Linked DNA regions of Homo sapiens: regions 1, 3, 4, 5 and 6 are each linked to region 2. The links are chromatin loops, found by intact Hi-C in ENCODE. Cell type or tissue: PC-3. All regions are shown on one strand. Links, peaks and the distances in the headings refer to the core of each region. The heading gives the core; the rest is flanking DNA.

The links. Hi-C counts contacts between places; a loop is a spot of excess contacts. Peaks named below come from ENCODE experiments on the same cell type or tissue, not always from the same donor. Only the 100,000 strongest peaks of a DNase experiment are listed, where the experiment ranks them.
Region 1: it touches region 2 in a loop (15-fold over the local background); 13 of 110 quality-filtered maps call a loop at or near these places.
Region 3: it touches region 2 in a loop (8-fold over the local background); 8 of 110 quality-filtered maps call a loop at or near these places.
Region 4: a loop joins it to region 2, with 11 times the contacts of the local background. A loop is called at or near these places in 2 of 110 quality-filtered maps.
Region 5: it touches region 2 in a loop (8-fold over the local background); 24 of 110 quality-filtered maps call a loop at or near these places.
Region 6: a loop joins it to region 2, with 4 times the contacts of the local background. A loop is called at or near these places in 13 of 110 quality-filtered maps.

Annotation. Positions count from the first base shown.
Region 1 is chr5:24,230,908-24,236,316 of GRCh38, forward strand. No RefSeq gene overlaps it. Among named protein-coding and RNA genes, the nearest start is that of LINC02899, 280 kb to the left of the region's middle. In PC-3, for the core only: CTCF peaks have their summits at 2,185 (motif pointing right) and 2,386; no DNase peak of the experiment used is centred there.
Region 2 is chr5:24,639,997-24,645,405 of GRCh38, forward strand. CDH10 (cadherin 10) reads right to left here and starts at 4,982. Exons shown (of 12, transcript NM_006727.5): 1 at 4,598-4,982. It overlaps LOC124901174 (a long non-coding RNA gene), which reads left to right and starts at 4,713. Exons shown (of 2, transcript XR_007059125.1): 1 at 4,713-5,076; 2 at 5,315-5,409. RefSeq lists an enhancer at 4,679-5,274. In PC-3, for the core only: a CTCF peak has its summit at 2,229; a DNase peak (open chromatin) is centred at 2,225; H3K4me3 peaks cover 586 bases.
Region 3 is chr5:25,004,697-25,010,105 of GRCh38, forward strand. No RefSeq gene overlaps it. Among named protein-coding and RNA genes, the nearest start is that of LINC02239, 170 kb to the left of the region's middle. In PC-3, for the core only: a CTCF peak has its summit at 2,257 (motif pointing left); DNase peaks (open chromatin) are centred at 2,255 and 4,545.
Region 4 is chr5:24,533,395-24,538,803 of GRCh38, forward strand. CDH10 (cadherin 10) reads right to left here. Exons shown (of 12, transcript NM_006727.5): 3 at 3,986-4,280; 4 at 2,309-2,428; 5 at 1,718-1,885. Among named protein-coding and RNA genes, the nearest start is that of CDH10, 110 kb to the right of the region's middle. RefSeq lists a silencer at 4,926-5,220. In PC-3, for the core only: a CTCF peak has its summit at 2,486; no DNase peak of the experiment used is centred there.
Region 5 is chr5:24,442,523-24,447,727 of GRCh38, forward strand. No RefSeq gene overlaps it. Among named protein-coding and RNA genes, the nearest start is that of CDH10, 200 kb to the right of the region's middle. In PC-3, for the core only: CTCF peaks have their summits at 3,024 (motif pointing right) and 3,223; a DNase peak (open chromatin) is centred at 3,029; H3K4me3 peaks cover 696 bases.
Region 6 is chr5:24,244,968-24,250,376 of GRCh38, forward strand. No RefSeq gene overlaps it. Among named protein-coding and RNA genes, the nearest start is that of LINC02899, 300 kb to the left of the region's middle. In PC-3, for the core only: no CTCF peak of the experiment used is centred there; no DNase peak of the experiment used is centred there; H3K27ac peaks cover 624 bases.

The sequences.
Region 1 (5,409 bases), core at 111-5,110, 410 kb before region 2:
ATGACAACACAAGTTGAAGTCAATTTGTTCCAGTTCACAAAAGCTGATTGTTACATTTTTAGGAATTTTGAGAGCTGATTACTAAACATACTTATTATAATAACAATTGAATAATATAAAAATAACAATTAAATATATTCCAATAAATATTCAAACCCATACTTTCTAATTGTTTTGCTATATTGCTCTATTATCTGTGTGTTTGGACTATTTACCTATTATACCTATGTGGTAGAAATATTATATAACGGTATGCTACTGAACCCGTCTTTTCAACTTTGTACTCAGTGACATCACTCTGGAGTTTAAAACTGTCTGTGATGGGCCTATTTCCTTCACATAAATATGAAACAACAAACTGTCAGAACTTGACTTATTTTGTTGAATCCCCAGACATAAGAGTGTAAGGAAACATTGATAATTTACATTAAATTTTAAAGTGTGTTATGTCCGTGCCTCATACATATTAAGTAACAAAAAAGGGGAGATATATTATTCTGATTCAGCAAAGAAATCACTTGCATTATTGACAAGTGAACGAATTTCCAACATACAGCTGCATTATTTCACTGTTATTTTACTAGTTAATACAAATGAAACTATCAACCAACACTCACACCGAAACCACACTCACAGAGTCACTAGTTAAATCTTCATTAGCGCATCATGAAATAGGAAGACATTAACGATAGCAAATTTAGATTTTTTTCCGTACAATTCCTAATTCTACAGGTGGTCAACATTTTGTTGGGTTGTTTACAGTAGTGGAAGAGATTTAAGAGGCTATTCATTAGACATATGTGTATTGGTGAGAAAAAGAGAGAGAAAGGAAGAGAATGTAGCTGAATCTGAGTATAAAGAGAATATGCTTGATGAAGAGACATATCAAACTCAAACTGGAGGGTTTTGCCATGAGACTTAGGGCAATTCTTCCATCCTAAGGAAAGGAAATAATGAAATAATGGGCGCAGGTGTAGGTAATTTGTATTTAGTATTGCAATATATTGAGGGAATTTACACCTGGTGTTTTACATTTTTCTACAAAATAAATGTATTGCTCAAAGTGAAGGGGAAGCAAGAAGCATAAACAACTTTAAATCTAATTGAGTAGTTTTGAGTTATCTGCAGTAACAAACAGGAGATAAACTAAATATTGGTGAAGGGAGGGGAATTGAAAGGCAGTATTTGAGACCTTGTGGGATCTATCAGGGGTTTGCATGATTTGAACCTATATTATTCAGCCTAGAGGGTTAGGTTGGCCTAAGGTTTGCTTTTTTTTGATTGAGATAGATGAAGGGACTCACATCTCATTGAGATGACTAAGGAGGTGGTATTTAAAGGGCAGGTCTAACTGCACTGAAAAGAAAATAAACTGATGACAAGAGACATTAACGGCTTGCAGAAAGTACAAGGTTCAGCCACAGAACACAGAAGAAAGTCAAAGAGCTATTGTGGTATGAATGACAGAGTATATACATGTAAAATAGTTTACTAATTATACTCTGGTGTTATCTGTCTTTCTAATCCTTGTATCTCTGTTTTTTCTCGTAATGGTGCTCGCTTTTCAAATTCTCAGTAAGCTAAAAAAATAAAGGCATCACAAATATTGTCCTTGTACTGGCAAATTGTAAAATTAAATTATTAGAATTACACTTCAGTAGAAAATATAACACTATTAGCAGGCACTTTTATTCTTGAGTACTTTTATCAACTTAAGGCTAATTATCAGTGAGCTAGGGAAATGATCAAATAACTTTCTCCCAGTTATTAGAGTTTCAATAATTTATCTGAAGTTGCATTTTAGGATAAGAGTATTGAGTGTATATATTGATTATCTATTTTTCTGTTTTACTTTCCCCAGGAAATGTTTGAGTTATTAAGTGCTTTTTTCCCATATCAGATGCTTCATAAATTGACAATGACCATAAAAGTGAAGTTAATGAAGATTAAAAATACATTTTTATTTACTGTATTCTCAACTATACTTGGGTTATAATTCTGTACTTATATGAATGTATACAAAACTGCTTAGATTTTGTCCATACATTGTTGAGTTTGTGTCTATATCTAATTGTCATGTTTAAAATTAACAGTTAAAAACCACAATATATAGTGAACACATGTAACGTTGAACAAGTGTATAGTAGCCTATGAAACAATTATGAGAATTCATATAATCCAGAAGATGGTGCTGTTTACATTTCTACTGCGTTTTGGAACTGCAGCGAAACAATTTATTTCCGATTCCTCCATTGATGGGTTGTAAATTATTGAGCATACCTTTGCAATAGGAACAGTTAATGTAGCTTTGCTCTTGAGGATTTCACATTTACAAATAATTTGCATAACATTTCCACAGGAGATATTAGAAAATGTACTACTTCACAAGCAATCTCACATTAATGGAACCTGATCAGTTGCAGCCATCCCAGTTATCTTATGCCAGGAGTACACTCAAATGTGAAAATACATATTAGTTAAAAGACCTATTTAATTTTCTGGTTACTTATATGGCTATTAAAATGCAACATGCAGACCATTAAAGTGGTGATGATCCTTATTTAATGGAATTTGAATTTATTCTTCCAAGTAGTGAACAGTTTTATACTGACATGTTAATTATGTACTATACTGGCACAAAAGATTTAGCCAGTTAACATAGATAAATGGGACACATAGTATCTATAATACATCAGACCTATTCCACTTCACTCGAAGTTTAGTAAGGGATCATGCACACAGTCTTATAACTGCTTCTGGTAATTTTGTAAGGAGTTAGGAAGAACCCCTATGTGCTTTTACCAAGACTGTCACTAGCAATGCTTACTGCCTCTGTTTAAAAAGTCATGCCCTCCAAAGCAAATGAAATAATGGAAATTTGAGCATAGCTTTTCAAATCCCCTGCAAATCAACGTAGAAACAAAAACAAAACAAATGAGAGTGATCTAAAATCTGCATAAAAATTTTTGTACAGAACAATGTTTAACTACTTTTAAATATTGAGTTAAGGTTATAATATAGAGGTCTAAATTAGTAATATTTTAAATGAGAGTGAAGAAGTTTGGCAATTCGAGTGTGCTATACCCTTAGTAATCATAGGAGAATTGATACAGATAAAAAGAAAAAAGTAAGTATAGACACATCATTTTGTAGATAGAGGAACCCACCAGAAAATCTGAGAGAGAAACCAAGAGTTAAAATTAGTTATTTATGGGGAGAGGAAATTCAGGTGGAGAAATGTGGAGATAGAAAAGTCTTAATTAATTATATTCTCCCTTATTTGCTACCTGAGTTTTTAAACGCATTACTATATTTCTTTTATAAAAAGTAAAATTATCCCTGGAAAAAACAAGACAGAGACTCCAAAGGTTGCCCAGTAGACTATCTTTATCAGAATCATTTGGAATAATTTTGGTTTTGTTGCTATGGTTGTTACAATTAAAATAGCTTTCCTGGGTTTGCCTGGAGAGCTGCTAAATTAGACCCTTTGGATTAGGCCTTGGGAGTTTGGATCTTTGACAAGCTTCTCCAGTGACTTTGCTCTGTAATAAATTTTGCAGACCCTTGAAAATTCTTAAGCTGGGGAAGACTGAAACAGGGGTAGGAGAGGAGGCATACTAGGCCCCAATAAACACAGGGCAGCATAATGAAACAAACAAGCAACATGATTAAATAAAACAAGAAAATACATAGAAGATTTATGGATGTTATTCTTTTAAAATTTAGATATTATAAGCTTTTAGTGGGAGATACCCTCTTACCAAATGACTTCATTTTTTTTCTGGAGCTTAATTCAACAATTAGATATCTCATTTCATTTTCCTAGATCCGTTTACCAGAAGTAATTCTAAGATTTAAGTTGCCTGGAGCAAAAATCTAAGGAGCAGAGTTGCAGCTGGTTTTTCTGATGATTGTAATTTAGGTAAATAGTCAATGCTGCTGGAAATAGAATTTGGTTTTTGTGTGTTCTTTGATAAGGTCTTTGTTGAACTAATTTGCTGTTGCTCTGCCTTTTCTAGAATTTGGAAATTAAAAGTTCTTGGAGGTGTATATGTGTGTATACATATATATATATGCATGGAAGTGTGTGTATATATATGCATGGAAGTGTGTATATATATATATATATGCATGGAAGTGTATATATATATATACACACACACATACATGTGTATATATATAACTTACATATATATAACATATATATTACTTTTTAATGTTAGAATATAAAAGGATGATTCTTTTGAGCATGATACTGTTTCCAATGGTTAAAATTGTTCACAAAAAAAGACATTATTTGGAAAAAAATCTCTTTATCCTGTCAACTTTTTTCTTTTGCAAAATGTTTTCTTTTATTGTTTCTATGCTTTTTTATGATACTAAATGCTCACAGCTTTTTAAACAACAAAAAATTTCTAAAAACTATTTTCAACATAGGAATGTTACAGGAAGTGGTTGCATTAATTAATTCAGTCCCTATATAACTAATTAATTGTGTGATCCCTTACCAAACTATCTTACACTGGATACTTTGCATAAAAAATTACATTGATATGTATGCTTTTAGTCACTGGATTTAATATTGAGACAAGTGACACATATACAAAATATAACTCTTGGAATTCATGAACTAAATTTATACTCACAAAGTTGTGTGAGGACAACTAATCTATATAGCAGATCTAATTAGAATTTGGCTCTATTCTTAAACACAATTTACAAACTTAAATGGACTTGTTGGCAGAAATGCATGATATAACGCTCTACATCCTACGCTTATGGCCAGGTGTTATACAATATTTAAATAAAAATCTTAAAAACATGATCTTTTGAGCGGCACTCTTGGTTAATGCCTCATATTGGATATCCTGATGCTTTAACATGTGAGTTGATTTCTTGCATGTATTGTATACTTAGTGTCTTAGTCATTTCAGGCTACTATAACAAAGTACCATAGATAGAGTGGCTTATAAACAACAGAAATATATTTCTCATAGTGCCATGGGCTGAAAGTCTGAGATCAGGGTGCCAGCATGGTCTGGTTCTAGTAAGGGCCTTCTTCTAGGTTGCAGACTGACAATTTCTCACTTTATCCTAACATGGTGGAAAAGAGTGACCTAGCTCTTTTGCCTCTTCTCTTAAGGACATTAGTCCCATTGATGAGAGCTTCATCCTCATGACCTAATTACCTCCTGAAGCCCCACCTCCAAATGCCATCACGCTGGGAATTGGATTTCCAAATATGAATTAGGGAGGGACAAAATATTCATTCCATAACACTTAGCGTCTACTTCCTCTCTGTAAATTGTTTCAGTTCCTATTTATATTTCCTCTATTTTTACTGTGACAGGACCATGTTAAATAATTTTTTCTCTATGTTTATAAGCATTGAGATACATAACAATTTAA
Region 2 (5,409 bases), core at 217-5,216:
TTATAAAATTTATAAAAGAGTTGCTTTCATTTAAAAGAATAGATTCTAGCCAACTGAACTGTCATATACTTTGTGCTATAATGCAAAGGATAGTGTAATAAATATAATGTATAATGTGGCAGATGATAGAATACTGGCCATAAAAATCACAAGATTTACAGAAATATAACTTTACAACAGGGCAATTTTTTTTAAAGCACATGGGAAATTTAATCAAGGAGTTTTGTAATTGTTTTAAATGAGGAAGGAGAGAAAAGGAAAAAAGAGAGGGAGATGGAAATAGATATAGATTTGCAGAAAGAGAGATGGGGTAGAAGAGAGAGAGAGGGAGAAGATGACCTGCTAAATTTATGGGGATCAGCAGGGCTCTGAAGTGTTTAGAAATGTCATTTATTGCTGAATTTCCTGTTGTGAAGCAATGTTGTATTATATCTTATAGTCTATTGTTTAATTCTGTCCTGAATCTTGAAATGTCATTTAACTTTAATTTATATCATCACATCATATAGAGTATGTTGAATCAAGACTACTTTCTTGAAAAAAAAAAAGAAAAGATTGAAAATTGAAATCATGTGATTTCGTAAAGTGCTTATAATGTTTCTGACAAACTCTCTAAGGATACGAAACCCTTTACTGAAAGGCATTTTTATATGAAGGCATTTCAATCTCCCACAGGCAGGCATTATTTTGAAGGAATGCTACATTTTATTTCCTAAAATGATGTAAAATGTGATTTTATTGTATTCCTTCTTATTTAATTTGCAGCTTTCCCTTTCTTTAGTTCCATAATGTTTAACCAATGTCTCTTAAAGTGTATAGGTCATCACATACATTGCCAGAAAGAAATCAGATAAAAATATAAAGAAACTGATGAAAATAAAGCACTTTCATTCTTAAAAAAATCAAGAGTTACTTTTTTGTGAGAAGTTGCATTGATAAGAGAGTTAAGCAAAAGTTGTATTAATAATTTTTAAACAGGTCAGATTATTTCAACTCATCATTGTTAATATTTCATTAAGAATAATACATTCCCAGAAATCTACAAATTTAATGTGATGGGTCTTATTTTTTGACAATATGTGTCTACAGTTAGTTCAAGTGAGTGATGACAAGAAGGTATGGGAAAAGCAAAATGGACTTATACGCTTTAGGTGCCCTTCTATTCAAGAAAGACAGGAGAAATGGATTATAAAAGGGCTCAAGGGCTCATACTAAAATGTCAAGTGAGGTGAGACTGCTCTACAGTCAGAAAAGAAGAGGGCACAGGCGACCCAGAGCTGATATTGTTATCTTAGAAAACAGGCATTGCTTGGTAATTGTTTGAAATTGTTTCTTGTTCTTATGCATGAAAAAAAAATCTGTAATTTTGAAGGTTGAACTTATTGGGGTAAATGCAGAAAATTATATGAATGCTCCGTGAATATCATCCAAAGGTTTCAACTAGAAAGGAAAAAGGCAGATTTTCTTTTAAATTTAGGACTTGTATTTTTTCTGTAGATTTCAGATTATTGTAATTATGACAAAACAATATATTTTTGTGAACTCATTGGTCTGTGTAAGTGTCAAGAAAAGATAAATAGATTTGTCTGTGCTAACTTTCAGTTTTTCAAATATGCATCTATAGTGTCATTCCGAGAACGCTTCTTTTTACTACTTAAAATATCATAATATGAACCATATATTGTACTTAGTATAACGCTTAATCAATTTTACCATTGCTCAGTATACGTTTAAGAAGGATGAGGAAATGTTTCTTGCTACTTGGTTTTTAACTTCAATCTATTCCAGACATGACTGTTAAATACAATATGGTTAGTAAGTTGTCTCTTTTGAAACCCTATTCCAGATAATATGTTGGGTTAATTGAAAGTAGAGTTTTCAAACATAGACCTGAAATTTAGAGATCAAATATCTGCATAAAATTACTTATAATTGGCATAAATAATTTTACTGTTTTTCTATTTATAATTTCAGTATTTTACAAGTACTTCTAATGTGACAGCAGTATTAGAATGTAATTTGCATAGTAGAAATCAGAATATAATATGGCTAATGCTTTTAATACCCAAGGGCTACACTAGAGATAGTTGGGTTTGCATCACTGGTTTGTATTAATTGCTTACTATGAAACACTATTACTGATAATAACACTTAACAAGAATATGGTTCACTTTGCTGCTGATTCAGCATCATCAGAGCCAATACTGCTGCTGTGCTGCAGCCTAGTGGAATGATTTGGTATAAAAATGACATATTCCAGTAAGACGTGTTATCACTTACTGCAAAGTAGGTTAAGAGACATAGGAAATCAGTCATAAGCACAGAAATCCCCCAGATAGTATATACTTTGCCTCAGTTATTTGCTTATATAAAAAATTAAGTAAAGGTCAAGAAATTCACCCTATTTTTTATGCAAGATTCATATATTTTGGAATTAACCTTTCCAGTTTCAAGTAGTCTATTTTTCAACAAGAAAAAAAACATACCTCTTCCAGATTACACTAACTTTGTAAATAACGTGTCAGAAATATCACTCTAAATTAAAATCAGTTTTGTATCCTCTCTTTTTCTTTTTTAAAGAAAATCCCAGTGTGGGTAAAAATCTAACAATGAAATATTAAATTGATTACCTGCATAGCACTGTTCTAATTAATAAACAGTTTCTATAAACATCAAGGAACATCACCTAGAGCATTAATCAGGTACCAAACAATTTAACCATTGACTTCACACATATGCATATGTAGGTGGATGCTCATACAGTTTACCTTCTTTTTTCCCATTTCCCAGAGATTTTGGTTTTGTTTGTTGTTTTTTTTCCCCCAAACCTTTAAGTGTATGAAATTCTATTCTTTGATTGAAGTCAGGGAAGGCGTATGCATTCACCAGAGAAGTCAATTTGTTCACAGCAAGTATTTGAAACCCAAGAAGTATCTGATTTAATGAAAGCAGACATTGACTCACACTTTAATAACACAGCCAAAAAAAAAAAAAGTGAAAGAAGTATTTCTTTATATTTTTATCATCAGAATGGGTTTGCATCTGACGTGTCCCTAAGGCACAGATCCACGCTGTTTACACCTGTGCACTCTCCAGTCTCTTCACCACATCCCTCCCCAAATAAACCATTACTTCCTTATGCATTGCACATTGAATACATATGTGCCACATTTAGTACACTCGGGGGAGCGGGGTGCAGATTATCTATGCGACTTAGCATTTACCTGTGTTTCTAGGACATAACCTCTTTCTTTCTTCTTCATCACTTTTAACTAAAAATGAACATACGGCTCTGTCAATGACATAATGTTTTCATGAAAGTTCTACTAATTAAAAATCCTCACCATACCAGACCTAAAAAATGAGCACACTCTTGCCAAGTGTTATTCACCACAGAGAAGCTCTTGTAGCTACGTTTTAAAGGAAGATAGAGAGGGGGATGGTATGGAGGGAGAAAGTCTACTAACATATGCATTGAAGTATAACAGTTGTCAACATCAGAAGGACAGATTATTTTTAATACAGATCCTTCAAGAAAAAAAAAAAGAGGAGAAAAAATAATGTATCTCCAAAGAGCTGAGAAGTAATGGATGTGCAGTTTTGGATAATAGAAGCTTTCACTGGAATGAAGGAATGAAGGACCACAATTATAGGAAACATCTGTTTTTTCAAAGCAAAAGATGATAGGTCATTTTTAAAACAATATTTGTCTTTGTACCTGTAGACTCCCCTTTTTTCATAATAAGGAGACAGTAGGTTTTTATTTTAGTGGCATAAAAACAATTTCAGACTACTGCTTTTGCCCATAGTTACAGTGCTATCAATAGTTACTTGTTGGGGACATGCATTTATACTTGCAATATGCTGCATTAATTTAACAACACATAAAATATGGATTTTATTGCAGCAGAAACAATAAATGCTGCAACTGCTGACTACATGCATTTACTCTCCCTCTCTTTACCTCTCTCCCCCCAATACTTCTGACTCAGATATAAAATTGAAAATAAGAATTCTGCCTATTCTATTTCTGATGAATGTCAATCTATTGTATTTATGTAGATGCTTAGTGACCATTGACAGTTTCAAGGAATCTGTCTTCTGCCTGTCATTTCTGTTTATATTGAACGTACAATGAACTATGACTACGAATAAGTGCAGAGTGAATCCATTCATATGGAATGCAAAGTAATGTTAGATGATGTTAGAGTTCACAGTAACAATGTTATCTCTTGAACTGATTTTTAAAATAAAAATGAACAAGTCTGGGCATGACAAATTCACTTCATAACATATTTTTTAGCATTTGTTCCAAGTGAATGAATTCACAAACTCTAATATCATGACCCACTGTTGAGCATAATATATAATTTATCCAGCTTTACATTGCCTATATAGATATTCGAAGCAGTTGTTTCTAGAATTAAATATATAGAGTTGTATGCTTATTTAAGTATTAAAGATAATTATTTTGAAATAATTGCTAAACACAACTTAAAAACAAACATTTATCTCCTCCCTCTCCCCCCCCACCCCTCAAGTGGAGGAATATATAATACCTTAACGGAGTTAAAAGAAAGAGGTGAAGTCTTCCTACCTTTTTTATCAGCTTCTGGATAATGGAAGTTGGTTCCAGCCAAAATAACCCAGGAGAAATTGTCACTATGTCCCCTTTTTGTTTGTTTTCGGCTGTTATTTTCTATCACTGATTCTACTTCAATCTAACTCAAGCTCTTTCTCAGCATCACTTTTAACTCTGGACAGCAGGGAACCGAAGAAAACGGGGGCGAGCTCTCTCTGATTGGCTTTCATTCAGTGCTTCTGATTAAGGGGAAAGGAAAAAAAAAAAAAAGGAAAGGGGGGAAAAAAGCTCTTCCTCACACGGAGAGAAAGGTTCTGCTGATAGAGCTGCAGCACTCGCCATGGGAAGGTTAGAGACTGTGGAAGTGCTGGCTTCTGCGAGCACACAGCGATTTGCAAGTGAATGCGAGGGGAGGGCGCATCCGAGAGGAGGGCTTTGCTTGAAAGGCGTCCCCTCCCCCGCAGGGCAGAAAGACTCTCTGTTTCAAGGCTAAGGTAATCAGCCCAATCTAATCCGCCTGTGTCCGTAATACAATCTCAGGAACAGGACTGCTTCTTGCAATTTTTTTTAAAAAAAGATAGTTCTTCTGGAATATATATTCCTGCACCGTCCTTACACCAGACTACCGAAATCCAAGTATTATCAGAGCGCCAAGTCAAATTGCAACCAGATTTGATATGTTACCAGAGTGATTTTTCGTTGTGATTTTAAATGTTTATTTTTTGCTTTCAGGGAACTTTCTCGGCTTGATTTTCCAAATCCCTTCTCTTGTTGCTTATTGTCACAGGAGTGCATACCTCGCTCATCATTTTGGAATGTCCGCGAGC
Region 3 (5,409 bases), core at 97-5,096, 360 kb after region 2:
TTGGCGATCTTTGGCTGTTGGACTTCTATATTTCTTAGGGCCTTTAAATGTTTTCTTTAAAAAATTATATTTTATTTATTATTTTAAAAATATGAAACAAATGATATATCACTACAGACACAAAACCATTGCTCTTCATTGTGGTAAATATGAATGTCAAGAATCAACTTTGGCCACCAATTGGTAATTTTCTCAGGTCTAATAATGTAAGCTCATTTTCCATGTCTGTTCAGATCTGTAATGATTGCAAGTCCTCAAGTTTGTTTCACTCCTCTCTCCAATATCACCCTCTTCTGGAATCAATGCATTTCTTTACTGTTTACTCAGTACGTGTGTTCTTTACTGTTTACTCAGTACGCGCGTGTGTGTGTGTGTGTATACACACATCTATATATATATATCCATTATATGGATATAGATGTGTATGTGTGTGTGTATATATATATATACACATACATATATATACACATATATATATATATACATATATATATATAGAGTCCTCTGAGTTCAAGGACGTGCATATTGAGGTGAGCAGTGGAGGTCATTTCAACTTTAGGGAGCACAGAAAATTATTTACAAAAGAATGTTGTTCATGTGTAATCTTTGTTGAAAGGCAAAATACATTATTTTTATTTTACTTAATATGTAAACATCTTTTATATAAAGTTATGGAAACATTTCACTTTTCTGTAAATAAACTTATCTAAAGAATGGTGGTAAATGGTGAAAAATACCATGCAACTTGAATGTATTCCATGAAATATACTCAGCAATACAATTTTGGAATATGTTCCCCACATTGCTAGCTATGCTTGTGATTTCTTCTCTCACTTCAATGTCTTTTCTCCATCCCCCCTTCAGTCTGATGGCTAATTAGCTGCACTCTCTTTGGCTCATGTGCTATCTCCTCCAGTAATCTATCCCTGACCTCTTCAGACCGAATTAGTCTGCTGTTTCCTGCGATTCCACCATACTCAGTACAAATCTATCATCCCTTGTAATTGCATTATTTTTTTTCCTGAGTCTGATTTTCCCATGGTTAACGGTTTCTTGAGAGAAATCTTATCTTATTCATTTTTGTATCTGCAACACCTCAGTGATTGCAAAATAATCTCCCAGGAAAGGTGTAAAAAAATAAATGAGTGGTATAAACTCTTCCTATTTAAGAAGTAAAATTTAGTAGAGACAACCAGGTGCTTCTTAATTAAAATACATCATTTTGGAAACCTAACAAATACTCCCATATTTGCTATTATGACTGATTAAGTGTTCCCTACAGCGTATACTGATATTCTTTGTATTGAAAGTGATTCTCTTTCACTATTGAAAAAATATCAATTAGATACTAATTAGTCTTGCTCTCTGCTTGTGGAGGGCTTGAGGTAAATAGGTGTGGAAGAGAATGGGAGCAATAATTAAGTAAACATTTAGGCAGTTCAAACCTTGTGCTCCTTGCAGATAAAAATGCAAATCAGGTTTGCAATATAACCTCCATACAGACAACCAGGGCAGATGCTAATGAATCTAGCATGTTTGTCATGAGTAGTTCAGTTTTAAAACGATTGATTTCTTTACAAAGAGAAGCAGTGAAACATAAACTAAAGTTGCCATGCTGTACCCAATCTGAAAAATTAAACGCTGTTAATGGCCCTTTGTAATACACTGTGAGAATAACGATTATGAAAAAGCTCAGCAGTTTTGATGAATCACTCTCGTCTGGCAAGAGGTCCTGACTTATTTGACAGAAGATGCCTTGCATAGATCATTATAGAGAAGGGAGAGATAGCAGCTATTGTGTTACATAATAGTGTAATAATATAACATTTACAGGGTTTTAAAGTGCAAGTGAGAAATAATAAAAGTGAAGAATTTCACAGTTAAGGAGAAAACATACCAGTCTGCCCTTTAGCACAAAGTCACAACCCACAATTAAGGGACTCATGATTCAGGGTAAATAGTGTGGCTGCTTGTTCAAAGAAACAGTCTGCACCAATTATTCAAGTCTTATAATATTTCTTTTCTTTCTTTTACAGTTAGAAATATGCAAACAGTCTTTATAATGCCAGGATAACAACCCTCCTTAAACCTTGTGATTTTATTTTCTACTTAAAAGAAATGTTGGAAAACAATCACCAATCTTGTGAAATGTAAGCACTCTGGCTCAGCTGTCTTGTATATCCAAATCTGAGATGCCCCATTTCTTCATGTTCGTTTCCCTTCCTCTCCAATTGCACCCTCTACTGGAATTATTGTCTCCTTGGTTTGCAGCAGTCCTTAAGAGCTTTTATTTGCATGAGTCAATCTCTCCTTGGAGTTCCTTCTCTTTTCCCTATGTTTAACCAATTCGTAATATATTTTTAAGTCCATCTCAAGTCTTATAAAAATAACATTTATGTTTTACTGAATGCTGGCTATGTGCCAAAGTTGTCTGACAAGTTTATGTACAGTATATTATTTAATCCTCACAATATCCTTGAGGAGGTCATAATAATTACAACCACTTCACAGATGAGGAAACTCAGAAAGAAGTTACATAATATCCTCTAGGTCTGATGCCTGGCAAATAGCATCCTTCAAATTCGGCTTTGATGGGCCAACTACAAAAATTCTCCTTTGTGTTCCTTATGAAATTGTTACCATAGACTCAGAATTTAGCTTTTAATTATCTTATTACTATTTTCAAATGAATTAATTATGTATCCAAGAGCAGTCTACAAAATGGAAGAACTCATAATTGTATCTTTCTGAACTTCCAGAATATTACAAATGTTTACTGAGACGTGTTGAACTAAAAGGAAAAAGCTGCAGCATAAAATATCATTTTAAGGAGTTTACTTGAAACAAAGTGAGAACAGATGCTCAGGACACATTTCCAAATTGCCTAGGGAAGTGATCTATTTGACCTTTGCTCCAAGCAGATTTTTAAAGGCAAAGGAGGACGAAGAGCAGTCTGGTACAAAGTTGATTGACAGGAGTTCTCATTGGTTTACAGAAAAAAGGATGATTAGTGATTGGGTGTACATTGTTGAACTGTAGGGCCTGAGTTATGATGTCCAGTGCATGGCATTTTATAGCTACTTAGCACTTCTTAGTCTGGAGCCCACATAGCAAGTAGCTTCAAGAGGTAATTATTTAGCTCCAGGTGGGAGGCAGATGTGACTACTCACATTTTAAATGCTTCTCCAAATCTGATAATTTAAAAGGGATTAAATTCCTCAGATTAAAAAAAAAAGGCTTCTTTTTTTCTCATTTTTCTTCCTCAAGTTTCTTTTGATCAAAATCTTTCTTCTCGGAAGCATTGATTATCAAAGTTCAAGTGCCAAATTGTCCTTCATTGCTGGAAAGGCTCACTCCTGGATAGTCCTGTCCCACATCAAGGAAGAAGAGAAGCTATCTCAATTAGGTATTTTTCAAGTGCACCCTAAGGCTGAATTGAGATGGCATCACAGATTAACAAAAATGAGACTCGCTCAAGTCATTGATTTATATAGCTGCTGTCACTTGAATTATCTCTAGTCTTTGGAATACCATGATTTTAGTTTTCTTGGAAGAAGTAATGCAATGAGCTATCCGTAGCACCAACAGTTTGAATAGTAGAAATATAATGCAAACATGAATTGCAATTGGAAAGAGACTTTGTAGGCCAGAACAACACAAAGAACCTATCCATTAGGGAGCCGACTAAAAAATAACATGAAGAAAATTCAATTTTGGTTCTTCTTTAGAGACTTGTAACCAAATGGCTTCTCTTAAATTTTTTCCTAGATGAATTTCTGCTTCATAAGAAGTATGTATGTATACACAACAAGTATTTCCCACCATACGTATGCCTCCTTGTTTAGCTAATATATAATCTGAGGCAATGTGATTGTCTAGAGCAACCTTAGCCAGCGAATCAGCAGATTTTTCTTGAGCTGCAGTGGAGGCAGCAGTTTCATCAGCAATATTTCCCGAGCTTACAAAAATATTTCTAAATATTGTTCATGCGAAAAAAAAAACACCCCACCAAGGAAAAACTGTTCTTCCAATAAAATTCATGGAGCTATTTTCTTGATGGTCAGGTAGATAATTAACAGATTTTCCTCGAAATAGAATCTCTGTCTAAAATACATTGGTGGTCGTGTCTACGGAAAAGTTTGAGGAAACCAGTCCACTGTTGAGTTTCTTCAAAGCTATACATACAGAGAGTGGTGGCCAAATATCCTAAGAGACAGTGCTATTTATAATTCCATGCCCTTACACATTTATAGACCCATGGATGGTGATCTCCTCCACGGGTGAAAATAAGTCCTGATGGAGCACAGGTGAGAATATTATATTGGAGTACATAGTTTTGGGGGCATTATTAAACCATGAGTTAGAAACATTAGAGCAAGGTTAGATTGAGTCCTCATAGCACAAGGGATTGTTTTTCTTTTAATTTTTAACAGCATTATTACTTTTTCTTAACTGTCATTTCTGAGTAAGAACACAATCATTTGAAAACAAGATTCGGATGAGTTAAACTGAAACATAGGACAAGCGGGTTGGGATGAGTCAGCCAGATTCAATAAACAGATTCTGCTTTGTATGGCTTCTAAGTTGTGATATGAGTACAATCAGTAATACTGGTGAAATTTAGAATAGGACATACCAGTGTGTCACTGTGGTTAAAAGTGGTTTATGCGGCCGGTGGATCACGCCTGTAATCCCAGCACTTTGGGAGGCCGAGATGGGCGGATCACGAGGTCAGGAGCTCGAGACCATCCTGGCTAATATGGTGAAACCCCGTCTCTACTAAAAAATACAAAAAATTAGCTGGGCATGGTGGCGGGTGCCTGTAGTCCCAGCTACTCGGGAGGCTGAGGCAGGAGAATGGCGTGAACCCAGGAGGCGGAGCTTGCAGTGAGCCGAGATCACGCCACTGCACTCCAGCCTGGGCGACAGAGCGAGACTCTGTCTCAAAAAAAAAAAAAAAAAAAAAAAGGGGCGGGGGTTTATGGTTTATGGTAGCAAACCCAGCATCTTGTCAAAGTTCCAGAAGTTGCAATGGTTTCTAAGAATTATTCCTCGATGTTGTAGTCAGATTTATTAGGGAAAGCAAAAACCGAAACCTGATTATAGGCATTTGCCTGTGTACATACACGCAAACCATTAATAGGCATTTGTATGTGTATATAACATAATCTGATTGTAGGCACTTGCTTGTGTATATACCATATGTGTATATACACACAAACCATTGCCATAGTACAAGTATAGTATATATTAAAAGAACTATATATGAGACAATTTTGCCAAAACCTCCAAGAGAGGATAGCCATAGTGTGTGAAGGAAACCCAAAAAGCATAAATAATTCGAAAATAGGACACCGAATATTTCAGTTGTGGTAGGCATTACAATTGTGAAGAATTGGTTATACAATC
Region 4 (5,409 bases), core at 156-5,155, 110 kb before region 2:
AAATCCTCTAAATGTATTGTACTATACATTCGGAGTTGGAGGTAGATTTAATTTACTTATTAAATGTGTCATTTGTAAATGGACTGTATTTTAGACACATGTGTATATATATTCCTGAAAATGTAAAATATAATACTACTCCCAAAGGAAATTTATTACTGATAAAATACTTTTTTTCTCCAGTAATAGTTTTGCTCATTGTGGATTATGCAATTAATTAGTTATGGTTTATTGTGCTGAATTTGCATGTTCATTCTCCTGGTAAAAGGCTCGAGCTAAGAGGTGGTCAAAAATACTTGTAAAATGTGAAATTTAAATTTTAAACAGCACACACCTTTAAACTTGTTCTAAGAAATATGCAGGATTATTATTGGTTTTATTTTTCTTACCAATATTAAAGGTAACCTGGAGCTGAAACCTAATTAATTGAAAAAAGCATAAGCACATGCCTTGCCCTATGAGTTCTGGAGCCCAGCACCACAGCAGCAGACCTGATGGGCATACGTTAAATATCTAATCAAAAACTGTCACAAATATATAGGTACGTGATTAGTGTGCTCAAGAAAATTCTATATGAATTTTGAAATCTTTCCAAATACATGCTTTTAAACAATTTAATTTGAATCATGCACTATTAATAATGAAAGTTAGGTAAAAATAGTACAGAAAAGAGAAAAAATGCTTTTAAAGAGTCAAAACAATGCTGTTAATTCTTAGACAGTAATTCCTCTGAGCAACGGCCTTTAATATAAAGATAAATATTACAAAAAAAGCTACTGCCTTTAAATTTTAATACTTTATCACAAGGTATTTAAAGTAAATTACAAACTAAAATGGTGGGGGGACCAATTCAGAGGTTAATATTCAGCATATACTGGACATTCAGGACATAGGCTGTAGTCGAATATTTTTTTTTGTGTCACATTTCTAATGACCCTAATTTCTATCTTTAAATACAGGATCTTTTAGCAAAGCAAAAAATTGGGAGTGTCCATTGAGACTTGATACCATCCTCTTTAGTATGCGAGCAGACATGTAATCTACCAAATTTGTACAAGAAAGAAGAATAAATGCATGTGTTTCTATGGTCAGGAGCTAAAGGTTCTTTACCTATTCCTAATCTATTTTAAGAATTTGAGAGGTCAGTTCAAAATAGATCTATGCATAGATCAGGAATGCAAAATGTTATACTAAGGTTGTCACTCCACACATAATAACATTAAATGCAAGTCAGATAGTTTTCGGAGGTTCTCGATCTACAGTGCTTTCTGGCTTAGTTCTTATAATTTGTCAAATTAGATTTTTTGTCGAAAAAAATTGTCCTCAATTTAGGTTCCCCTTTATTTAATTTGAAACAGAAACAAACATATTTATTGTAAAATTATGACTTTGTTTTCTAATAAACATTGTTTCCTTTTGTTAGCTGAAAGAAACAGTTCTTAAACTACAATTACAGATGCCAGGCTCACATATGAAGAGGTTTGGGATCATAGGTCTTCCTGTCTCTGAGTGAAATATGCTTGTAATATTCAATTTTATCTTTTAATAACAGTGAGTTCATCAGCATGTACACCTTTTGTTTACTTTTGTATCACATTTTCAATATGTTTTAAATTAAATGAATGACAATTGCTTTTTCTTTTCTTTTTCTTTCTTTGTCTGTCTTTTTTTACTCTAAATCTTTTGCCCGGCAGAATGACCATTAAAGGGTGCTTACTCTGGGGGAAACGTGGTGGGTTGTCATTGACATCTGTCAGCGTGATGTTCACAGTGGTTGTCCCCGATAAGCCTCCCATCTGGCCGCCCATGTCTTTGGCCTGGATGACCACTTGGTATTGCTCTCTGTTTTCTCTGTTCATGTTCGGTAAAGCAGTCCTGATGATACCTTGAGAAAATATAAAAAAACTTCCATTATCTTCACTGAAATCTCCATTGTTATTTTATTAAGTCCACAAAAAGTATTTTTAAGCTAGTGATTTTTTTGAAAGATACGTTTTGATACTCGTTTTTATTGTCTAGAAATTATAAAAGTGATTCTGCGGAAATATCATTTGTATTGTGTTACCCTTTCCTAGCAATACCACATGTGCTTTGAGTGGCCTATGCTTATATGTTCAAATATCTAAACAGAGGTTTCCATTAGTTCACTCTATCATTTAACTTTGAGTTCTTATATCTTTAAGTGTTGTGTCTTCACTCATCTGTGAGTATTAATGTTAAGGTTTTGTTCTTATTCTCCCATGGTCTTTCTACTGATAAAGGTCATAAAGATGATCAAATGAACAAACAGCAATTCATGATTCCTGACCTGTTTCAGGCTCCACAGAGAAATAGGGCTGCCCTTGAAGTATGCTGTAAATGACTCTGGCGCTGTTCCCATATGAAGGGTCATCGGCATCTGTAGCTGTGACTTGCACCACAGAAGTACCTGAAGTATCCAAATTCAGCTTAGTTCTGCACAGTACCAGAAGGAGGAGCAAAAGCACTGGTTTTCATTGAAGACTTGAATGATTTCTGGCTTTAATCATGACCTCTTAAAGAAACTTTCATATATAATTTGGATGAATATGTAGATATATAGTGTTATTACAGGTAAACTCTGAGTTCAAATACATAATATTTATTTAGTCAACATGTCTATTTTTATGCATGCAATAAATAATTCTAGCATACAGAATATAATAAATACAGTCACTTTACAAATGCTCAAGTTGGATATTGAAATTCATTTTCACATAATAGATTTGTTTTGTGTAAAGGGCATATCTAATCACACAGGAGTAAGTATGTTCTTCTTCCCCCTCTCCACTAATTAACTCTAAAAATAATTAACATCTGCTCTAGAATACAATTTTATGAATAGATTAAATTCTAAATTTAGAAACAATTCAACATGATCCCAAGTTCCATGAACTACTAAAATCTATTTAATAAAGTTCAAGATATTTAAAAGGACTTTATAGTGAGATGACTGCCAGAAGTTCTTGGGATTTAATGAAGTAAATATTAAATAACAATCCCAGAACAATGCTTTTGAGAAATGTAGAGTCTGAAAATGTACAACTATAACTGTTACAAGTAAAAAAAAGCTTTAGATTTGTTTAATCAGTTTAAACAACTTCACACATATTTGAGAAGTGTCTATTCTCTTACCAAATCCAAAAATATGACTCTAAAAATGTTATCACTGTTCTCTGATGCTTTTCATTGCCTGTCATTCTATATCTAATTTAAAAAATTAATGCAGTTTTAATTTTCTTGGCCTACAGATACATCTCCCATTTATGTACATTGAAAAGAGAAATTCTACTTTCTTGAATGTTATATTTCTACCTTTTTTCATGCCTTATGTTTTACAGGTTCCACAATCTAACTTGGTAATTCTGTATCAGTATGTATTTAACCATAGGTTTTCAACTGGTTTTTTTCGAAAATAAGATTTCAAAGAAGTTGAAAGATACCAGCAGAGTTTTATACATAATAATTATAATGATAGGATTTTTTTATGATGTTTAATAAAAAAATTCTAATCAATTTCCTCAATTGAAATATGTAGATAGTACATATTCCAGATGAAATTTTTCGGTAAATTATGACTAGAGTATATGTGAAGATTATATAACCTCTATGGTATTCTAAATGTATTTATATTATATTTGGGATCAGAAATTTATACAACTTTTATCTGAATCCAAGGGACAAAAAAATTATTTTCACAATTTTCTACTGAAGTTCAATGATATTTTCTTGATTTTTGAGGAGAGTGTCTACCTATATGTATTATAAAGATTCACAAATCTGTAGGAAGTGTAAATTGCATTGATCTTTTTTTTTCTGATTGTCTCCTAAAAGAAAAAATAAATAAATATGTACTCATGGTAGCAAATCAAAGAGGATTTCAATTAATTGATTATACTATTATAAGAATTTCTTGATTTTTAAAACACTTTTTGAATACCATCATAAACGCTGTAAATGAACTTACCTACAACAGACATTTCGGGAACACTAGCTGTATAGATTTCTTCTGGGAACGTTGGCTCATTGTCATTGATATCATGAATTTTGATCACAAACTCTGACTCTGGCTCTACTGGCCTCAGAGTTCTTCTGTTAATAGCTTGTGCGCGTAGAGTATAAAAGGCCTTTTCCTCCCTATCAATTCGCCTTGTGGCATGAATATCACCTGTTTTTTCATCAATAATAAAAAGAGTACCAGCTCCATCTCCAGATAAGATATATTTGAGTGATCCATCTCCTTTATCTTGGTCTGAATGTAGCTAGGGGAAATAAAAAAGAGTATATCCATGATCATGTATAAAGGTGCAGGATGCTGAAAGAATTCGCAGAAGGTCTTTCATGTCTCATCACTGAGCAACGGGGTCGGCTATCCTACTTCTTGAAATGAGAGCTGAATAAGTTTGATCACACGCATTTATACACTTTAAAGAATATGAATAGCCTTTTATATATCAGGATACTTTTTATTCTAAATGAAAAAAATGTAATAAAATTAAACCAAGCTCCTGTCTTTGCTTGGTAAATATTCATTTTTATGGGCAAATAAATTCTGTCCCAGATATAAGATATCAGTCTTGATAGGTGGGTGTAAACATTGCTCTCTCATCTCTTTCTGTGAATGAAAGATTATTTTATTCTTAAATGGTGCAAAACAAAATCTGCTATAAACTTGTTATTAGCTATCATATTTTTGTTGATGAATTAGTAATGTCTTAAGAACTGTAAGACAAGCAAAGCTGTAGGAGACAAAGTTCTTACTTTAAAAACAACATACATTATTTTTTGGTTTATACAATAGACAGCGATTACCCCACAAATATTTGTAGTACTCAGAGCAGATAGATATCTACATAACACATGTCTGTAAATTTTAAAGTTATAAATAAAATTAATGAACTATAAAATAAAATATGTTCTAGCCTCCTGCCTTGTCAAATCTACCTTTTTAAAAACCTACAAGGACAAATTCTGTGCAGGAACAAGGCAATACAAGGCCTGTGTCTTGCTTCTTTTCCTGAGCCTGTAACATAACCACACTGAAGCTTTGAGAATCACTTCATCACATCAAAGAGCTTTGCATGCCTTCATGTGGACATCTCAGCCCAATGTACACACCATCCTAGTGCAAATGCCAGTCCAGGAGTTCATGTGTCATGAACAAATTCCATCTAGGTTATTTTTCAACAGATGCCCTTAAGGCTAGCCAACAGGCTTAGGAGTACATATACTACTGTACTAGTGACTGAGTCTAACCTTTGGGCAATTAACTTAAAGAAGAGCCTCTTCTAAAACCTAGAAGCAAGCTCCGGAATGTTTGGGCAGGAAATAATGGGCCCAATGACCTTGAGAATTCTGGAAATGGACAGGCAGTTGCCAGATGGGTATACC
Region 5 (5,205 bases), core at 1-5,000, 200 kb before region 2:
TCAACCCGTCATCTAAGTTTTAATCCCCGCATGCATTAGGTATTTGTCCTAATGCTCTTCCTCCCCTTGCCCCCGACCGCCCAACAGGCCCCAGTGTGTGATGTTCCCCTCCCTGTGTCCATGTGTTCTCATTGTTCAACTCCACTTATGAGGGAGAACATGAGGTGTTTCGTTTTCAACTCCTGTATTAGTTTGCTGTGGACTCTTGAAGAATACAAAAGTTAGGCGCACTGTCACCCTGTACAATCAAAAATCTGCATATAACTCTTGACACCCCAAAAATGTAACTAATAAATAAATGAATGCCTACTGTTGACTGGGAGGCTTACCAATAAGATAAACAGTCAATTAACACATATTTTGTATGTTATATGTATTATATACTGTATTCTTACAATAAAGTAAGCTAGAGGAAATAAAGTGTTATTAAGAAACTAATCAGAGGCTGGGCGTGGTGGCTCACGCCTGTAATCTCAGTACTTTGGGAGGCGAGGCGGGTGGATCACGAGGTCAAGAGATCAAGACCATCTGACCGACATGGTGAAACCCTGTCTCTACTAAAAATACAAAAAATTAGCCGGTCGTGGTGGCGCGCATCTGTAGTCCCAGCTACTTGGGAGGCTGAAGCAGGAGAATCGCTTGAACCCAGGAGGTGGAGGTTGCATTGAGCTGGGATGGTGCCACTGCACTCCAGCCTGGGTGACAGAGTGAGACTCCATCTCAAAAGAGAGAAAGAAAGAAAGAAAATAATCAGAAAGCGGAAATACATCTACTATTCATTAAGTATAAGTGGATCATCATAAAGGTCTTCATCTTCCTCATCTTTACATTGAGTATTGAGATTGAGGACAAAGAGAAAAAGGGGTGGTTGGTTTCGCGGTCTCAGGGATTGCAAAGGCAGAAGAAAATAAAGCCTATAATATTGGAGAGTCAACTGCACGTATGTATGTATGTATGTGCGTGTGTGTGTGTGTCTTGTGTGTGTGTTTGTGTGTAGAGAGAGAGAAAGAGAAATTATTTTAAGGAATTGTTTGGCTCACATGATCATGGTGGCTGGCAGGTCAGAAATCTTCAAGACGGGCAGTAGGTTGGAAACTCAGGCAGGATTTCTTTGTTACTCTCCTGATGCAGCATTATTTCTCTAAGAAACTTCAGTTTTTCTCCTAAAGCTTTCAACTTATTGGGGTTCTCCTTATGGAGGATAATCTGCTTTACTCAAAGTCTGCTGATCATAATTGTTAATCACATGAGAAAAAAAAAAAACTCCTTCATGGCAACATCTGGTGTTTGACAAAAAAACTGGGCACCATAGCCTAGCCAAGTTGATAAATAAAATTAACCATCACAATAGGGCCTAAAAAATAAGATTTGGTGTGATTCATTTAAAATGTGTCAAATGTGCAAGAGGCAGTGGAAGGTAGAGCTGACATCCAAGTACCTGGATATCTGACTTCATACTCAGAATATGTCACCCCTGGGCCATGCCGCCTCTTACTAGACAGAGCTTTCACCTGGATTCTCTCCTCTATGTCTGCTTCTAGTAGGAGGGTGATTATGCAGTAACTTGAATGAAGTTTAAAAATAAACAACAAAGGGGAAGACAAAGAATCAATATTGATTATATTGCTAAGTTCATCTTTTCAAAAAAATTTCATTTTCCTTCTTATATTAAAATAGCCAAGTAAATTAGACTTTTTACGTTTTCCTTTCCTTGGCATCTAAACTCTGTTGCTTCTTCGTTTTTCTTTTCTTTAATCCCAGAAAACTAGATGATTCCTTAATATCATTTTGAGATTGTCATATAACATTGGGTTAACATTTAAAATTACATAACCCCAACATTGATACTAATTCTAGTGACTGAAATTTAGTTAATGACAACTTTAAAAGGGCATGCATCCTCTGTTCAAACTGATTTACATGAATTTTGATATTATTTTGAAGGGAGATCAATTCCACATGAAAGCTGATTTATATGTTTTATTTTAAGGCTCTGAAATTCCATCTGCCTTTATGGCACTGGGCCACATCACAACTAGGTCAGATTCTTTCAGGAGCACACAGGTGTCCAGCAAAATTGTGCTTGTGCTTGGCAGCTTACACTGTGGCACCACACCAATTGCTGAACACAAGCTCTCTCCTCTCAGTGAGAGCCACCTTCTTATCGTGTTTGTGCCTGTACCTGGTCTCAGGCCAAAAATGAATGGATAGACAGTGAATTTGAGTAATGAAGACACATTGAGTATACACATCGGGTTATCTTTTATAAAGGACTTTAATTTGAATAATGTTGGTGTGTAAAATTCAAGAAAGAGAAATGGAGTGTTCACTATCTTTCATTAAAAATGCCACTGTAAATACTAAAAATGCACAAATGTGTAAAGTTATATCCATCACTTTCAAAGAAGCATAGGAAATAATTTTTAGCTGTTTCAAATAGTATACAGCATATTCTAAGTTAACGCCTTTCATGATCTAGTTACACCTGACCTAATATGTTCCAAGTGAAATGTTTATTTCTTTATTCACCTATTTTTTTTTTACTGATTCCTTTTATAATGTGAGTATTCTTGATTTTCAGCCTCTAAATAAGCAAAGAATTGCTGACTCAATTACTGTCCATAAAATACAAAATGCATTCTAGTCAGACTAAAACTTCACAATTTATCTTTTATATTGTCATTAACTTATATGTGTATGGTACAAATTATAATTAAATATTTACCAATGTAATCCTAACTATATTTTTTATTAAATTTTTCTATTCTTAAGATGTATGTGGATATTTAGATTACTGTGTCTTATTCTGAATCTCCTCTTAGTTTGAAAAATTCAGAAGACTCCTCTTAGAGAATGCCTCAGGAAGCTTCTAAGATGCCAGCCCCTTCTCCCTAACTGAGCTATAGTTTGGGGCATTTTCAGTTGTGTTACACTCTCAGCTGCCATTGCCCTCCTTTCCTTCTCTTGTCCTTTCACAGCATAATTTAACAAGCATTTAGTGGGTGTCCACTAGATGTCAGGCAATCTCCTAATAATTTCAAAGGAACAATCTTTCGGAAATCACATATGTGAAAGAAACTGGACAAGGATGAGCACGATGTAAGAAAGAGGTTTTTTTGTTTTGTTTTGTTTGTTTTTTGAGACAGAGTCTCGCTCTGTCGCCCAGGCTGGAGTGCAGTGGTATGATCTCGGCTCACTGTAACCTCCGCCTCCAGGGTTCACGTGATTCTCCTGTCTCAGCCCACGGAGTAGCTGGGACTACAGGCACGTGCCACCACGCCCTGCTAATTTTTGTATTTTTAGTAGAGATGGGGTTTCACCGTGTTGGTCAGGCTCTTTTCAAACTCCTCACCTTAGGTGATCTGCCTGCCTTGGCCTCCCAAAGTGCTGGGATTACAGGCATGAGCCACCACCCCAGGCCGAAAGAGGTCATTTTTGTCTATATTTTTTTTAAATGTTGAAGTAGGCTGCTTCCCACATACTTTCCAGTTGGAGCTAACTTTACAGCTGGTTTATAACACTGTTTCTTTAAAAAATTGTTTCAAGTCACAAAGTAACACAATAAGATAATTACTCTTTTAAAGACTCATTTCTAGAAGATGTTGAATTGTTGACAAAAAGAAAGAATTTTAAACAAGTTTGTAAATAATCATTTTTTCATTCATTCATAAGACATTGACTGAATGTCTATTGTTTGGTAGGTCCCACACACAATTTCTGTGAAAAAACACAAAAGAAAAAATGACGCCTAACCTCAAAGAACTCACACACAGCAAAAGAGAAATTAATACCATAATCATATTCAGAAATGCAAGTTGAAATGTGAACTCTGTAAGCTCAACAAGCCAAGACGGACTTTAGATGCCATTATAAAACGTAATATTCCTTTCTTATACCTTTGGGTAATTTTCACATAAAAAAATCAATTGCATGAATTACAAGGTTTTGCTTGTTTTAACTAAGCATATATAGTCTTAAAAAAGTCAAAAGTTCAAAGTCAAGAAAATTGTGAATGTCTTGATATTGTATTGCAGAGAAGGTCTGTTTCTTTCTCTTATACAATCAGCATTATTTTGAAGATATTTAGGCATGCTCTTCACTGGAAAGAAAGGTCACCCTCAAGAAGCTATGAGGCAAAGACAACCACTTTATTTGTAAGTTTTCTCCATTAAAAGAAGACAGTGTTTTAAAATTACACAATATGCTTTATCCAATAAAAATCTGCACTATTTTGAAGATAAAAATTCAATCTCCAAGTTCATTTTTTAATTCTTTTTACAGATAAAATACTCAAAGTCAATTCTCTGAAGCTTTTTATTATATTCATTCTAACATCTTCTATTTATTATCTATATTCTGTTTAATTATATTAGTTAAATTTGTTGCCTTGGTCTCATTATGAAATTTTTCTGTAATATTTGGTGATTCTCATTCTATTTATTATTATGATGATATGCAAACCCCATTCCAGTTTTATTATGCCTTGTCATGATATGATCCCAGATGTTGTATAAAATGAACAGAATGTATGGAGGGCAGGTATGTACCAGGGCCATATCTTCTGGGTATGAGATGTTCCCCCCTCCTGGGAATAATTAGCTCTCAAGAACATTTCTTTATGTCTTTACTCCAAGGGGTGGCCCTCACTGCTCCAGTCCAAGATCAAGTTCCACTACTGATGGTTCTGAGCAAGAATGTGAGGAACCCAAATGGTCTAGCTCTTCCAAATCCATTTCCCCACATTACCTGACAACAAATGTTTCCAAGTTCATTGCTGCATCTATTTTATTTCAAATACCACTGTGTTCTATTCATGGGGTGTATGTATTACTCACTTTATTATTTTATCCCAATGCTTTAAAAATCCCTGCCTTTCTATTGTCCATGGTGCAAGCTCACACTAACCATTGAATATCCTGCACTTTGCATACATATTTTGCATGGTTTGTTGATTTAATAAATAAAATAATTTTAATTTGAAAATATGCTTCTTTTTTGAGTCTTTGTTTCTTTTGCTCAAGGAGTGGCAACCATATTTCTCCAATATCCCCATAAGGAACTTCATAGTCTTCTTTGTGTCTTCTCTTTCCCCCATTTACTACATTTGAACTATCCACTAAGGTTTGTTTAATCTGTTTTTTTAACTGTTTTTTCTTCAATACTTTTGTTACGAGAAAAATCAAGATTTGTATAGAAAAAATATTT
Region 6 (5,409 bases), core at 113-5,112, 400 kb before region 2:
GGAACCTGGAAGAACTGATCTATTGAACCATCTCGTATTTGGAGTCAGGAAGAGCAAGAAGATTGAGGATATTCAAGAACAATAGCAGGAAATGCAGTTAGAGAGGTGGAGGGAGGAAAACTCAGTCATGCAGTGTCTTCAAAACTATATTAAAGACTTGATTTTGATTTTGGAGAGTTACAAAAAGCTACTGGATGGTTCTGAAAGCTAAATGTTATGATTTATCTTATATTTTGAAAAGATAACTAGCAGCTGAGAGATAGGGGTAGAATAACAAGTTCAGAAGCAGGGAGACCCGATAGGTAATCAGGACAGAGAAGGCTAACAGGGTGTGGTTTTGACAGGAATCATTTGTATGGGACTGATATTAGTATATTACTTCATGTTATTGTACTGACGGTGCATAACACATTGGACATTTTATTTTCTGTAACTTGTGATTTTAAAATATCAGTATACTGATTCCTGGGCCAATGATTATTTAATCACAATAAAAAATACTGCAACATTTATTATCCACCCACGTTGATGTGCTTCATAAACCTTCTTCTCTGTGTGCATATATTAGTAGTTTAATAATTCAGAATACTAGGTATGATATGCAATCAAAAATAATTTGAAATAGTACTTTCCATGAAAACAGAATATCAGCTTTATTATGATAGACTGCTTGGTACAGAGTGAAATCACATTGCCACTGGATTTGATGTTATGAATTTTTTTCATTATAATTTAAATCGGTGCATCCAAATAATTAGAATGGCCATTGGAGTAATTGATAAATGAGTGAAATTCTCCATCATCACCAAATTTCCTCATTATGCTTAAGTACTTTAGGGATCTCTGAGCAGTGTACATTCCTTTGTACTCATAACTTAATTGCCTTCTTTAAAGGTTGACTTCAGTTTCAAAAAGTACTAGTAGTAAATGAAAGAAATATAAGATTAGTCTCATCCTTCTGGTATGTGAGATATTCCTTGAAAATATATGTTTACAAGTTGCTTTGAAATATTTGAGTTAACAGAACATCATTAACAATAACCGCATAGGGGTATAAATGTTACCTCTATGGCCTGAGACAATTAAGCTACCTCTTAAGCTTTAACCTTTCTAATGGGAAGTGACTCATAACTAGAAAAAAATATTGCAACTGCAAGAAAGTACTCTATAAAAGAAATTTAAAATTAATGGGATCTACATGCTAGTTTTACTTTTTCTTACACATTATTGGTAAGGATAAATTTAAGATTCTGATAGGCTAATACTCTTACTGATCATAATAATTATACCAATTATTATGTTTATTAAGAATTTATTACTAGATATGATTATAAGTAATACACACATCTACATGCGCCTGTGCACACATTCATAAAATCCTGTTAAATTCTCATAATAAGAATTGAATTAGGCCCTATATTATATTTATTTTAAGATGAGGAAAATAGTTCAGTCCTGTGATCTGACAGAGACCATAAATTCAATAAGTGGCAGCTCTGGACCTCGGTCCACCTCATCTAACTCAAAAATGCTGTTTCTGAGTATAGTTTAAAATGTATTAGATAAAAATTAGAAAGATATTTATGAACATTTTTTTCTTTTTCTAACAGCAAGCACTTAGTTGATGACCTAACTGAAGATATAAACTATTAACTTTTTTAAAAGTAATAAAACGTTACCCTTTTACAAGCTGTAGTGAAAGATCTTATTCATAATGACTTATCTATGCGGGACATAGAGATAAGGGTAAGAAGGGAAAGTAGTGTTTTCTCAAAACCGTCTCTATTAAGATTTTTCTCTGAATAAGCTGTTATATTTCCTAGAATTACTTGATGCAAGTGAAAGTAATTAGTAAAATGGATTAACATGTGCACAGTGATATATAACTACTGGGTTTATTTTGTTGCCAATAATTTTTGCTTTACAAAGTCACCTGACTTCAAGACATACTAGATCATTTACTTACAAACTTTTATATCCAAAGCTCTATGGAGCAGCATATAAGAAGCCCAATTGCTTAGATATAGAGATAGTACATAAAAAAGAGTGAGTGAAATATAAAACGATGTGTACTGCCTTATGAAGATTTGGATTATGATCATAGATTTTTTTCCATATTTTGTTTTTTTCCATATTTTTTCCATATTTTGGTTATCAAAGAAATTTTTTTTTGTCCAGATACCTAAGCAAGAGGACCATTATCCTACTTTTGGACCACTGGGAAAATTTCAGATTTCAAACTCTCAATAACAACAGTCATTGGAACTTGGCACATTTGACATATCTGATTGATACTTTAACTAGATAAGAAGTTTAATTATAAGAAAGGCAACTATCTACAGTCTCACACTAAACATTTGGATCAGTCAATGTGTCTGAAATATCTCTTTTTATTTGAACATCAAGTTATCAAACATTTTTAAATGTAATTTCAGAAAACGAATCAAATTTTACACTGACTTTATTAATGCAGCTGTGTTTTCTTAATATGATGACTAAAACATTCTTTGGATTTTTGGGGAGGAGGGGAATCTGTTTCAGTTGATTTTGGTTTTCTCAGAGAATTCCTACTAGTTGTAAGTGGAACAATTTGAGCATTAAAATAAAATAATGCATTACAAATAAAAAATCTTTAATTAAAAAACAGATGCAAAAAGTCTTTAAAGATTGCTGGAAGACCATTTTCTGAAATGGGTAAGTATAAGTAAAGAGAAGGAGTTTATTGTGTACATGCCTCTCTTCAACTGACTGTACTTAATGCTATGACAACATTGATGAAGCATAGTTGTTTTATATTTAAAAGAAGAATGGTTAATGATAGATTCAAGAAAATTGATTAGAAAGTCATTATTTTATAATCCTTCATTAAAACACATGGAAATAGGCAGTGGTCATCAGCAGTTATCAAATAATCTGGTGAAATGATGAACTGAACATTTTAAAAATGGATCAATCCACCCCCATGATCCAATCATCTCCCACCAGGTACCTCCCTCAACGCTGGGAACTAAAATTCAACATGAGACTTAGGTGGGTGCACAGAGCCAAACCATATCATTCCACCTCTGGGCCCTCCCAAATCTCATGTCCTTCTCACATTTGAAAACATAATCATGCCTTCCCAACAGTCCCCCAAGTCATTACAGCATTAACCCAAAAATCCAAGTTCAAAGTCTCATCTGAGACAAGGCAAGTCCCTTCCACCTATGAGCCTGTAAAATCAAAAGCAAGTTAGTGACTTTCTAGATACAATGGAGGTACAGGCATTGGGTAAATGCACTTGTTCCAAGTGGGAGAAATTGGCCAAATCAAAGGGGCAACAGGCCCCATGCAAGTTCAAAATCCGATAGGGCCGTCATTAAACCTTAAAGTTGCAAAATGATCTCCTTTGACTCTATGTCTCACATCCAGGTCAAGCTGATGCAAGAAGTGGGCTCCCATGGCCTTGGGCAGCTCTGCCCCTGTGGTTCTACAGGGTATATCCCCTGTGTCTGTGTTCAAGGCCTGGTGTTGAGTGCCTGCAGCTTTTCCAGGTACATGGTGCAGTCTGTCGGTGGAACTACCATTCTGGAGAAAGATGGCCCTCTTCTCACAGCTCCACTAGGCAGTGCCCCAGTGGGAACTCTGTATGGGGGTTTCAATCCCACAGTTCCCTTCTGTGCTGCCCTAGTAAAGTTTCTCCATGAGCATTCTGCCCCTGCAGCAGACTGCCTCAACATCTAGGCATTTGCATACATCCTCTGAAATCTAGGTGGAGGCTTCCAAGTGCCTACTTTTGCCTTCTGTGCAAGAGCAGGCTCAACACCACATACAAGTTACCAAGGCTTAGGGCTTGCACCTGCTGAAACAACAGCCTGAGCTGTGCTTTGGCCCCGGTAGCCACAGTTGGAGCTGGAGTGGCTGTGACACAGGGTGCCATGTCACGAGGTTGCACAGAGCAACAGGACCTTGGGTTAACCCCACAAAACCAGTTTTTTCCTCCTAGGCCTCCAGGACTGTGATGAGAGGGGCTGCCTTGAAGGTCTCTGGCATTCCCTAAAGACATTTTCCCCATTGTCTTGGCTTTTAACATTTGGCTTCTCTTTACTAAGCAAATTTCTGCAGCTAGCTTGAATTTCTACCCAGAAAATGGGCTTTTCTTTTCTCCCACGTGGTCAGGCTACAACTTTCCCAAACTTTTATGCTCTGATTCCCTTTTAAACATAAGTTGCAATTTCAGACCATCTCTTTGTGAACACATATGCTGTTAGGAGCAGTCAGGCTATCTCTTGAATGCTTTGCTGCTTAGAAATTTCTTCTGCCAGATACCCTAAGTCATCTATCTCAGATTCAAAGTTCCACATATGCCTAAGGCAGGGTTGCAATGCTGTCAGTCTCCTTGTGAAAGCATAGCAAGAGTGACCTTTGTTCCGGTTCCCAATAAGTTCCTTGTCTCCATCTGAGCTCACCTCAGCCTGGACTTCACTGCCCATGTCACTGTCAGCATTTTGGTCACAACAATTCAACAGGTCTCCAGGGAGTTCCAAACTTTTCCTCATCTTCCTGTCTTCTTCTGAGCCCTCCACACTGTTCCACCCTCTGACTATTACCTAGATCCAAAGTTAGTTCCACATTTTCAGGTATCTTTAAAGCAATACCCAGCTCTCGATACCAATTTTCTTACACTACTATGAAGAACTACCAGAGACTGGATAATTTATGAAGAAAAGAGGTTTAATTGACTCACAGTTGCACAGTCTGGTACACGAAGCATAGCCAGAAGCCTCAGGAAACTTACAATCATGGCAGAAGGCAAAGGGAAAGCAAACACCTTCTTCACATGTTGGCAGGAGACAGAAAGAGCAAGAGGGAAGTGCCACACACTTTTAAACCATCAGATCTTGCGAGAACTCACTCACTATCATGAGAACAGCATGGGGCAAATCTACCCCCATGATCCAATCACTTTCCACCAGGTCAGTGCCCCAACTTTGGGAATTACGATTCAACATGAGATTGGGGTAGAGGCACAGAGCCAAACCATATCATAGCATTAAACACAAATGGTCATGCAGTACCCATATTTGAATTTTGATCTCTGTAAGTCCATTACATGTAATTAATGGAATTCTGGCAAATTTTAATTTACTACTTGGATATTCTAAATTAATCAATTCAGAATATAATCTAAAGAGGGATACATAGTAACAAAAACTTCATCAGATATTTTAAATGTAAAACTAAATTAAATGTAAGGGTTTTTTTTTTTTGTAATTTGGAAATGACCTACACTTTTAACATTACACATAAGAATTAAATTTGTCGGCTGGACACAGTGGCTCATGCCTGTAATCTGACCACTTTGGGAGGCCAAAACAGGCAGATAACTTGAGGTCAGGAGTTTGAGACCAGCCTGACCAACATGGTGAA